2 separate regions of the Mus musculus genome follow, and region 2 is linked to region 1. Evidence: chromatin contacts called from ENCODE Hi-C or POLR2A ChIA-PET data. All regions are on one chromosome and are shown on one strand. Each heading gives the region's core, a stretch centred on a gene start or an enhancer-like site at or near the end of the contact. The rest is flanking DNA. Distances are from core to core; before and after follow the strand shown.

The links. Hi-C counts contacts between places; a loop is a spot of excess contacts on that map. ChIA-PET counts read pairs that join two places held with the same protein, here RNA polymerase II (POLR2A).
Region 2: a loop to region 1 is called in a map of left cerebral cortex, with 4 times the contacts of the local background. The contact joins the promoter of Pdgfc here to the promoter of Gria2 in region 1. A Hi-C loop is called at or near these places in 3 of 37 maps with a recorded cell type or tissue (all left cerebral cortex). POLR2A ChIA-PET finds 5 or more read pairs at or near these places in 1 of 5 experiments (embryonic stem cell).

Annotation. Positions count from the first base shown.
Region 1 is chr3:80,800,059-80,804,625 of GRCm38, forward strand. Gria2 (glutamate receptor, ionotropic, AMPA2 (alpha 2)) reads right to left here and starts at 2,635. Exons shown (of 16, transcript NM_013540.4): 1 at 2,239-2,635; 2 at 1,587-1,727. The coding sequence starts at 2,326.
Region 2 is chr3:81,033,724-81,038,290 of GRCm38, forward strand. Pdgfc (platelet-derived growth factor, C polypeptide) reads left to right here and starts at 2,693. Exons shown (of 6, transcript NM_019971.3): 1 at 2,693-3,831. The coding sequence starts at 3,714.

The DNA of each region.
Region 1 (4,567 bases), core at 1,385-3,884:
GCATATTAAGAGAACTATCCTTAAAAGGCTCTTTCAGAAAAACTAGAATTCTGGTCTTATAAATGACCAGAAGCACATTATCACCCTATGCATTTCTTCATTTATTTGTTTGCGGACACGGTTTGCAAACTGGCCTGTTGATGTCCCTGGTGTTAAAGAACTAAAGCACAGAATACATGACAGGCTTTGGGGGGCGGGGGTGAGGTGGGGTGTGGGTGGGATGGCAACCGGTTGTGGGAACACTGCCTTGGGCATTTCCTCTGGTGATTTTCCGCTCTGTTACAGGGGAACCAAAGTGGGAGGTGAACCACCTGCAAATCTTCCCCCGAATTGTTATCTATGGCATGGAAGCTAAGAACACCAAGGCAGGAAACATCTGCCAGCCTGGAGGCCGGAAATGGTAGCAGCTGGGAGCGCGCAGGATGCTGCCTCTGCACGGGGACCTAGTCCTCGGCCTCGGGCGACCTCGCACTTGCCCAGCAACTGGACACCAGTCATTCTGCCTAAAGCCTTGCCAGAGCGTCCTCAGGAGTTCCAGATCCCTATGCAGAGGCCAGGGGCTGATACTGAAAACTACAAAAGCTAAAATGGCTGGTCTGCGACTTCTTCAAATTTTAAAACTCAGCCGGATGCAATCGCTTCCGAGTCATCCTCAGTCTCCAGTCGCCTTTGCCTGAGCCTGCGACCCTGGAACAAAGCACGCGCGGCTGGTGAGCACTCAGGCCACCCTCGCCTCTACTTGGGCGTAGCTTCAGGGAACTGAGAATGCACCTAGCTTCTGTTCCCCGCCTTCCTCATCCCTGCTCTGCCGGCGATCAGGTTGAGGTTTGTATCTGGTAGGCATCCCCATCAACAGCCTCATCCCCCGCTGCCCGCATTCTCAGCCCTTCGGGGTCTCCATTCTCTTAGCATCCCTTCCATGCCCGCTCACACAAGCCAGTCAGGGCCTGCGTCAGTCTCGTGCCCGCGCCCCTCGGGTGGGCATTATGTAACAGCCCCGGGCCCAACTCCTCAACCATTGCAATAACTTGTCCCGTGCAATAGGACGACGTGGGGCTTGCGGGGACTGTAGGTCGAAGCTGCCCTGCCAGGCTACCGGACTAAGGCATGAGATCTATCCAACAGTCCCACAGCGCGCCCTGGGGAACAGCGTGTTCTCTTTTGGTAGAGTGCCAATAGGCGCGCAAGAGGGAGGGGGTTGGGAGATCCTCTTTAGAGGCGCCAGAATCAAGCAAGAACCCCCTGAATTCGAAAGAACAGTCCAAGTCCAACCCCTACCCCAGATTCTAGGGTGCACATACTGCGCATACTGTTCAGTGCCTTTTGTCCCCACTTCACTGCCCGCCGGTCAGTGGGGGTCCCAAAGATTACAGCCACCTTCTCGCTGTACCTTCACACGCACGCGCGTGTTCAGTCACTCCCACCCACACATGACAAGCCAGCAACACACACACACACACACACACACACACACACACACACACACACACACACACACAGGCACACCATCCTTCACTGGCATTCACAGGCTTGCTTTCCCTGTGTCCCTGTGCAGCACTGGAAAGATATGAATATTCATTACTTACAAGCATTGGTGACTGCGAAACTGTTGGCTACCTCCAAATTGTCGATATGGGGTGTCAGTCTGAACTCCGAAGTGGAAAACTGAACCATCCCTACCCGAAATGCACTGTATTCTTGATCAGCGCCCCTTGGAAATAGCCCCCCTGCAAAAATAAACAGCAAGCAAGAGAACGATGTCAGAGCCCTGGAGAGATAAGAGTGGGATGCTAGCACCCAACAGCCCCAGAGTCTCTTATTCACACTACCCGCTATAATAAACGTAATCAGTGAGTTGGGCAGCAAGGATCCAAAAGGTGCTCAACGGATCCAAGGCAAGGGGGAGAGTCTAAAGACCAAAAAGATTCTCCCTTTTAATCTTGAGCTTTGCGATCATTTCCCTGAAAATCTGAGCACACTAGGAGATGCCTTCAAGGCAGAAGTAACGCAGTACCCGGTCAGAAATGAACAGATCCTTTCCCCTCTATTGTGTCAAAAGGCATAGTCATTTCTTTTTGCTTCAGCCTAAGAAAATCATGTATATTCTAGGTAGTTTCAATCTGGAATGCAGTCAAGGTATGACATAAGTCTACATGACATGAATTAATTTGCACACTGTGAACAAAGATTACCACCAAATTATGCACAATTCAAAGGCATAACACAAAAGGTACCTACCTATCTGTATGCTGTTAGAAGAGACACCAAAAATCAGTCCCCATAAAACAGGAGAAAGGAGGACAGAAATATGCATAATCTTTTGCATTTCCAAGAAAAGTAGAGCATCCACAAAATATCCCCTCGTTTCCCTTTCCTCCTTTTCCTTCTTTGACCGTTTTCCTCAGCAAATTAGATCCTCTGCATTTTGAGGTCGAAATTTAGCAAGGAGCTGCTAAAACCACGAAGTGAAGGCAGAAGAATCCTTATCTCCCAGGTTTAGCTGGTGGCTGTTGATGCCTGCGTCCTGTCCCTGCTCCTGAAGTCCGAGGACTGGCTGAATGCAGTTTTTAGCTGAGCTGCTGCTGTGGTCCCGGTGTCTGGGAATATCAGCACCCTCCCGTGCACTCACACAATCACCCTCTCTCGAGCTCTCTTCTCCCTCTCTCCTCTCTCACACGCGCGCGCACACACATACACACACATACACACACACACACGCACACACACAGGAAAGTCACAGAGAGGGGCAGGCAGTCCCGGGCGCGCGTGCGCGACTCGAGGCAGGCGGCGAGCTCGCGCACCCACCCCTCCCCCGCACAGCGCCCCGCACCCCGCACAGCCCTGGCAGCTTCTGCGCGGTGCCGAGAAAGCGCGGCTCAGAGCCGGGCAGCCTGGTGCCTCTTAGAGACCTCCAGTCTTGCGCATTCGATTTTAGCACCGCGGACAGCGCTTTGGTCCCTGCTATGGGCTGAGGTTGCAGGGTTTACTGTAGCTGCAGAGATGTTCCAGCCAGATCCAAATGCTGCAAAACTGATTTCCGGTTGCTATGCCTAGGAAGCCGAACTGCTAATTGCTGTTGGCGGCGAAGCTTTCTTCCGTAGGGCCCTGTTTTACATTGAGCACAACGAATATGATTTGATTGTCTCAAAATCCACTTAGCAGTATCCACACACTGCCTTCTGCCTCAGCTGACCCAGATAAAAAGCAAACAAAATACTCCCTGAAGGGACAACTCCCAAAATCGTGAACTTTAGCTTCCTATAATGCAAGCATAATCTCAGGGAAACCCAAAATTCTATCCTTAACTATAAAAGGATGCCAAGACCCGGGTAACTCGATCAAACCTTTGAAAGACTTCGTGTAGGAATCCATCTTTAGAGTATGCCCCTTTGGATAGTGGTTCGATTGTTCAAGCCACATTGCCTGTGGATTGCTCTTGTACTACAGTGCAGACTCCCCCCTGCTGTAGAGTCATGTAGACTTGGCTCTTAGATGTCCGTTTTGTATAGAGATTGAAAGAACCGTAGGTTTCTGCGGGGGGGGGGGGGGGGGTAGTAGTCTAGAATGGATGTATCACTCTTAGTTACAAACCAGATACCCCATTACATTATGGCCTTAAGTTTCAAAAATAATCACTGCCTCAAGGAAGTAGGTTACCTCATTACACCGAGCCTGCTTGGGTATCTGGATTGTAACGAATACATTAAAAATTAAAGTTTGTGAGAAGGGGCTTGGTAAAGCATAGCGATGATTGTATATGCCTGTGAAATCTATGTTCAAAACTCCACTTCATGCCAAGCCATCTCTATATACCTGCGTGGCAAGTCTCTCTGCAGCCTCAGAAATTCTTTACCAAATTGTATGTGTTTTGTTTTAAACAGAGAAATGAAAGAGGTCTCATTTCAGAGATCTGTTGCCAGGAGCCAGGAGATTGAAGCTGACAGCATCAAAGGGAAAACTGGCTGATGGCCCAAAGTGCATGAAAGCACACCATAGTTAAACCTTATGGAGAAAATGTGACTTTAATATCACACATGGTTTTTAACCATCATAAATCATACTTTGCCTTAGTCACTGGGTCTAAAAGTCCCTATTTATTAAAACAAATTTTAAAATACATGTTTCTCATGAAAATGAGAAGGAATGAAGAAAAGCAAAAAAGCAAAGTAATACCCGTGACTTCCAAATATTGTAAGCTTGTGATTTTAAGTCATTCTCCACCCCCTCTGTTACTCACTCTCTTTCTCCTCCCCTGTTTCCCCCTCTGTCTGTGTTTGTGTGTGTGTGTGTGTGTGTGTGTGTGTGTGTGTGTGTGTGCGTGTGTGTGTGGGAGGGGGGTGTTTGTTCCTAAGGCAAGAATGCATAACATATGTATAATATACTAAAGTTATAAGCTGACATATTCTGGGTGAAAATACCTTCTTTTTATAACCAATAATTCATCTCACCTGTGAATCAAAAATTTCACATTCATTTAAACAGGTCCTCTAAATAGGAACATACAAAGCCTTGTAGAAAATCAATAAGAATACAATTATAGGTAAAACAAGAATTATAAATACCCCAA
Region 2 (4,567 bases), core at 1,443-3,942, 230 kb after region 1:
TGTGTGAAATGTCTTAAAATTAGTGTGTGTGTGTGTGTGTGTGTGTGTGTGTGGCTCTGTGTGTGTGTGAATGTTTGTGTGTGTATCTCTCTGTGTATTACTGCAAAAGGACAATACAGTCAGTATTATTTGTTTTTCTGGTTGAAAAACACATTTCTACAATCCCTGTCCTTCTTCCCTTCCCATAATTTTAGAATTAACTGGTGGAATATCTTGTTAGGAAGTGTATCTCAGTTTCAAATCTATCTATCTATCTATCTATCTATCTATCTATCTATCTATCTATCTATCTATCTATCTACTTATTCTCTTCTCACCTACATGGCCATCCCAAATCAAGTGCATCCTTCCATAATTTCTGTATAGTTTCACTTTGCTATCTCTGCCAATGCATCGAGCAGGGAGCAGGGTCACTATGCCCACAGCTTCCTACAGTTAAAGAAAAAAAAGAAAGAAAGAGAGAGAGAGGGAGAAAGAGAGAGAGAGAGAGAGAGAGAGAGAGAGAGAGAGAGAGAGAGAGAGAGAGAGAGAGAGAGAAGAAAACCACAAAGAATGTTTGAAATTATTTTTTTCTTGGTTGGCTGCATGGATGCTGTTCCTCAAGGAAAATGCCCTGGGCTAAAACAAAGCCAAATTCATTCAAAATGGATTGTTTGGTAATTACAGGACTCTGGATTTTGTAAAACTGACTCTCAACACAAGGGTTTTTTACTTTCCTGGGGAGAGTTTAAAAGCAAGAGAGAACAAAATGCCAGCAGAGGACAAAGTGTTAAAGAGAACTTTGCCAAGGGCAAGAACAGTTCAAACAACAACCATGTGAGCGCACTGAAAAGAAACAGCCAATGTGGCTGTGATTTTGTCTTGGGGTCACTCAGGAGCACCTGGCTGGCTTTATTTATAAGGCAATTGTCAAATCATTCTGTAGAATATGGATGAGGTGAAACACAGAGGTGGCGTGGTATTGTAGATCATCTGTAACTTTTCAAATACAACCTTCTCTGAAATTCCAGGGAGAATGTGAGTCCAATAAAGAAACCTGTCAGTCAGTCCAATGTGTTTATTTATGATCCCGATGTGCCAGGCACTGTTCTAGCCAATCTGAAGCGATACAAAGTAAAGCTTAGTCATCACTCCTTGCAGTCTTTGGAGTGCAAATGGATTAAGTAGGAGTGCACACGTATCCTATGTGGGTGGTCAAGAACTCCAACTGTGTGGAGATGCAAAAAAAGCACATTTACAAAACCTTGATCAGAAAACTAAGTAAATGACAAAAACTGGACCTTAATGGATTGGATTGCAAACAGATCTACCGAGAAAGCATGCCTTTTGGTGTCTCATTTTGATTAAAATTGGGAACTCTCCTTTGCATATTCAGGAATGTACAGAACACTTTTGGAATACACGTATGTCACAATGGAATGGCACTGAAGATGATGCACTGCTAACTTGAATAAAGTAACAAGGCTTGTACCATTAACATCCATACACTTAAAGTCTAAGCAAGAGACTTTCTATCCAACACTGTAAAGGTGGAAATCCCACAGATAAGAATGAATGAATGGAACAGGTTTGTAAGGATTTCACAGGAGAACAGCATCTTTCTTTATTTGGTCCCGGGGACTTCCTGGATGCCAAGCAGGAGTTATAATGAACAACCTGTCAAGTACTCATTTGAAGGAAGAGAGAAGAGGACAGAGACCTGGCTAGAACAGGGTTGTTTGGTAGGCCCCAGTGGTGTCCAAGAACAAAGGAAAAGATTAACATTTTATCGTTTGGACTGGTCCCATCTTTTATTTCTGTCTCCAGGTCATGCCCGGTTTCAGGATTATGTTTACCTTGGTTCTATGGTTGGATTGCATGCCCTGACTGATTCAACTAAGTACTTGGTGATACATCTGTCTGACTGCACACCAAGGCATTTGCTTGCTCTAATGTTATTTTTATTTTCCTTATTTTCATTTTCTTTTTTTATTACCCCTCCATCCAAAGATGCATCTTTTGTTTAGATTTCAAACCCTACTGTGCCTTCAACGCTTTCACGAGGATTTTCTGATAAGGAAAGCATATTGGAATCCTATCAGAGACACATGTATTGCACATGGAACCACCCTAGGCCCTACTAACATGTTTTTCTCATTCTAGATAACCCCATAGGAACTTTAGTCTCAGCACGAAGCACTTCGTGCATAAAGGCAACCAGTTCAAACATTAGGGGCTCCAGGACAGCCTATGTGTAAATTGCCACACTATGTCCCCAGACACTCTAGGAGCTAGATTTCATTATCATGCAGCACCCAGCTGCAAAGGACAGGGACTCTTTCTTCTGCTCAGTGGTACCCTCCAACCCCAGTTCCTCTCCAAACAGGGTTCATGTGGATACAGTGGTGCATGGCTTCAATTCATGTTACAACTCTGACTTTATCTTTACTTTTGATTTATTCATTCTCCTTCAGACAGAGCCATTCTGGAAGCATCTTGAGTTCAACTTCCCTCCTTCAGTGCAGAACTCTGGCCACGAGTCCTGACAAAGCGCTTTGGGAGTGGGGATCCCCTTAGGAATGAAAGACAAGTTACAGCCAGGGAGAGCCAGAAGAGAAGGAGTGGCTGTCCTCTCCTACTTTTTTTTCCCTCTCTCTTTCTCTGAGTTTGCAGCACCCTTGAACAGCCCGCAGACTCCTTATTTGGGGTTAGGGGCGCCCAGGGGAAAGGAAGCTGGGGGCCGCCTGGCGGCATTCCTCGCCGCAGTGTGGGCTCCGTCTGCCGCGGGGCCCGCAGTGCCCCCTGTCTGCGCCAGCACCTGTTGGCCCGCCAGCTGGCCGCCCGCGCCCCCCGCGCCCCCCGCGCCCGCCCGGCCGCCAGCCCCGCGCCCCGCGCGCCGCCCGCTGGGGGAAAGTGGAGACGGGGAGGGGACAAGAGCGATCCTCCAGGCCAGCCAGGCCTTCCCTTAGCCGCCCGTGCTTAGCCGCCACCTCTCCTCAGCCCTGCGTCCTGCCCTGCCTTAGGGCAGGCATCCGAGCGCTCGCGACTCCGAGCCGCCCAAGCTCTCCCGGCTTCCCGCAGCACTTCGCCGGTACCCGAGGGAACTTCGGTGGCCACCGACTGCAGCAAGGAGGAGGCTCCGCGGTGGATCCGGGCCAGTCCCGAGTCGTCCCCGCGGCCTCTCTGCCCGCCCGGGACCCGCGCGGCACTCGCAGGGCACGGTCCCCTCCCCCCAGGTGGGGGTGGGGCGCCGCCTGCCGCCCCGATCAGCAGCTTTGTCATTGATCCCAAGGTGCTCGCCTCGCTGCCGACCTGGCTTCCAGTCTGGCTTGGCGGGACCCCGAGTCCTCGCCTGTGTCCTGTCCCCCAAACTGACAGGTGCTCCCTGCGAGTCGCCACGACTCATCGCCGCTCCCCCGCGTCCCCACCCCTTCTTTCCTCCCTCGCCTACCCCCACCCCCCGCACTTCGGCACAGCTCAGGATTTGTTTAAACCTTGGGAAACTGGTTCAGGTCCAGGTTTTGCTTTGATCCTTTTCAAAAACTGGAGACACAGAAGAGGGCTCTAGGAAAAACTTTTGGATGGGATTATGTGGAAACTACCCTGCGATTCTCTGCTGCCAGAGCCGGCCAGGCGCTTCCACCGCAGCGCAGCCTTTCCCCGGCTGGGCTGAGCCTTGGAGTCGTCGCTTCCCCAGTGCCCGCCGCGAGTGAGCCCTCGCCCCAGTCAGCCAAATGCTCCTCCTCGGCCTCCTCCTGCTGACATCTGCCCTGGCCGGCCAAAGAACGGGGACTCGGGCTGAGTCCAACCTGAGCAGCAAGTTGCAGCTCTCCAGCGACAAGGAACAGAACGGTGAGTATCGCCCCCTCCTCCCCCTTCCCGCGTCTCGCTGTGCGTTCGGGTTGGCATTGTGCGGTGGCATGTGGGGTCCTCCAGTCGTGGAGCTGATGGTCGGGTCTCTGGCGCTGCAGATGGGAGTTTCCTGAGTCCGCGTGCACTTTCTGGGGTGGGGGCAGATTTCGGCAGTTTGCAACTTCCGAAGCTCACTGAGTAGAGGGAGCGGGAAGTGCCCCGCAACCTCAGAGTGGAGAGGACGCATGGGCTATGGAAAGGATTGGAAAAGTCAACTGTGACCACATTGCTAGGTGGCATATGGCCAGAGTTACAAGTAAAAGAACTGCCTTTAAGAAGAAATCCCAAAATGAATGAGTCGTGGCAAGTTTGACTTTAAGCAGGTATGGGGGGGGGTGTTAAGAATGGAGAATTCAGGAAAGGTATTAAATTCCTTAATCGAAACACTGTATTATGGGAAGGCAGGCACCAATAAAGAATTAGGTGAGAAATACAGAGGTCAAGAGGCCACTTGGACATTTTCAAAGGAATTGGTTATGGTTTTTCTCTTGAACTTTTTTTTTTTTTTTAAAACGTGCCTTTGTGCCCCGAAACCCTCACCTTTTGGTGGTGTATTTTTTTGTATGTTCATGAATGACTATTTTGTGTGTGTTGGAAGCGATCTAATCCTGCATAGGAAATGAGAATTACTTTCAGCTTTCAAGTGTACCTGAAATGTTTAGAAAACTTTCAGATG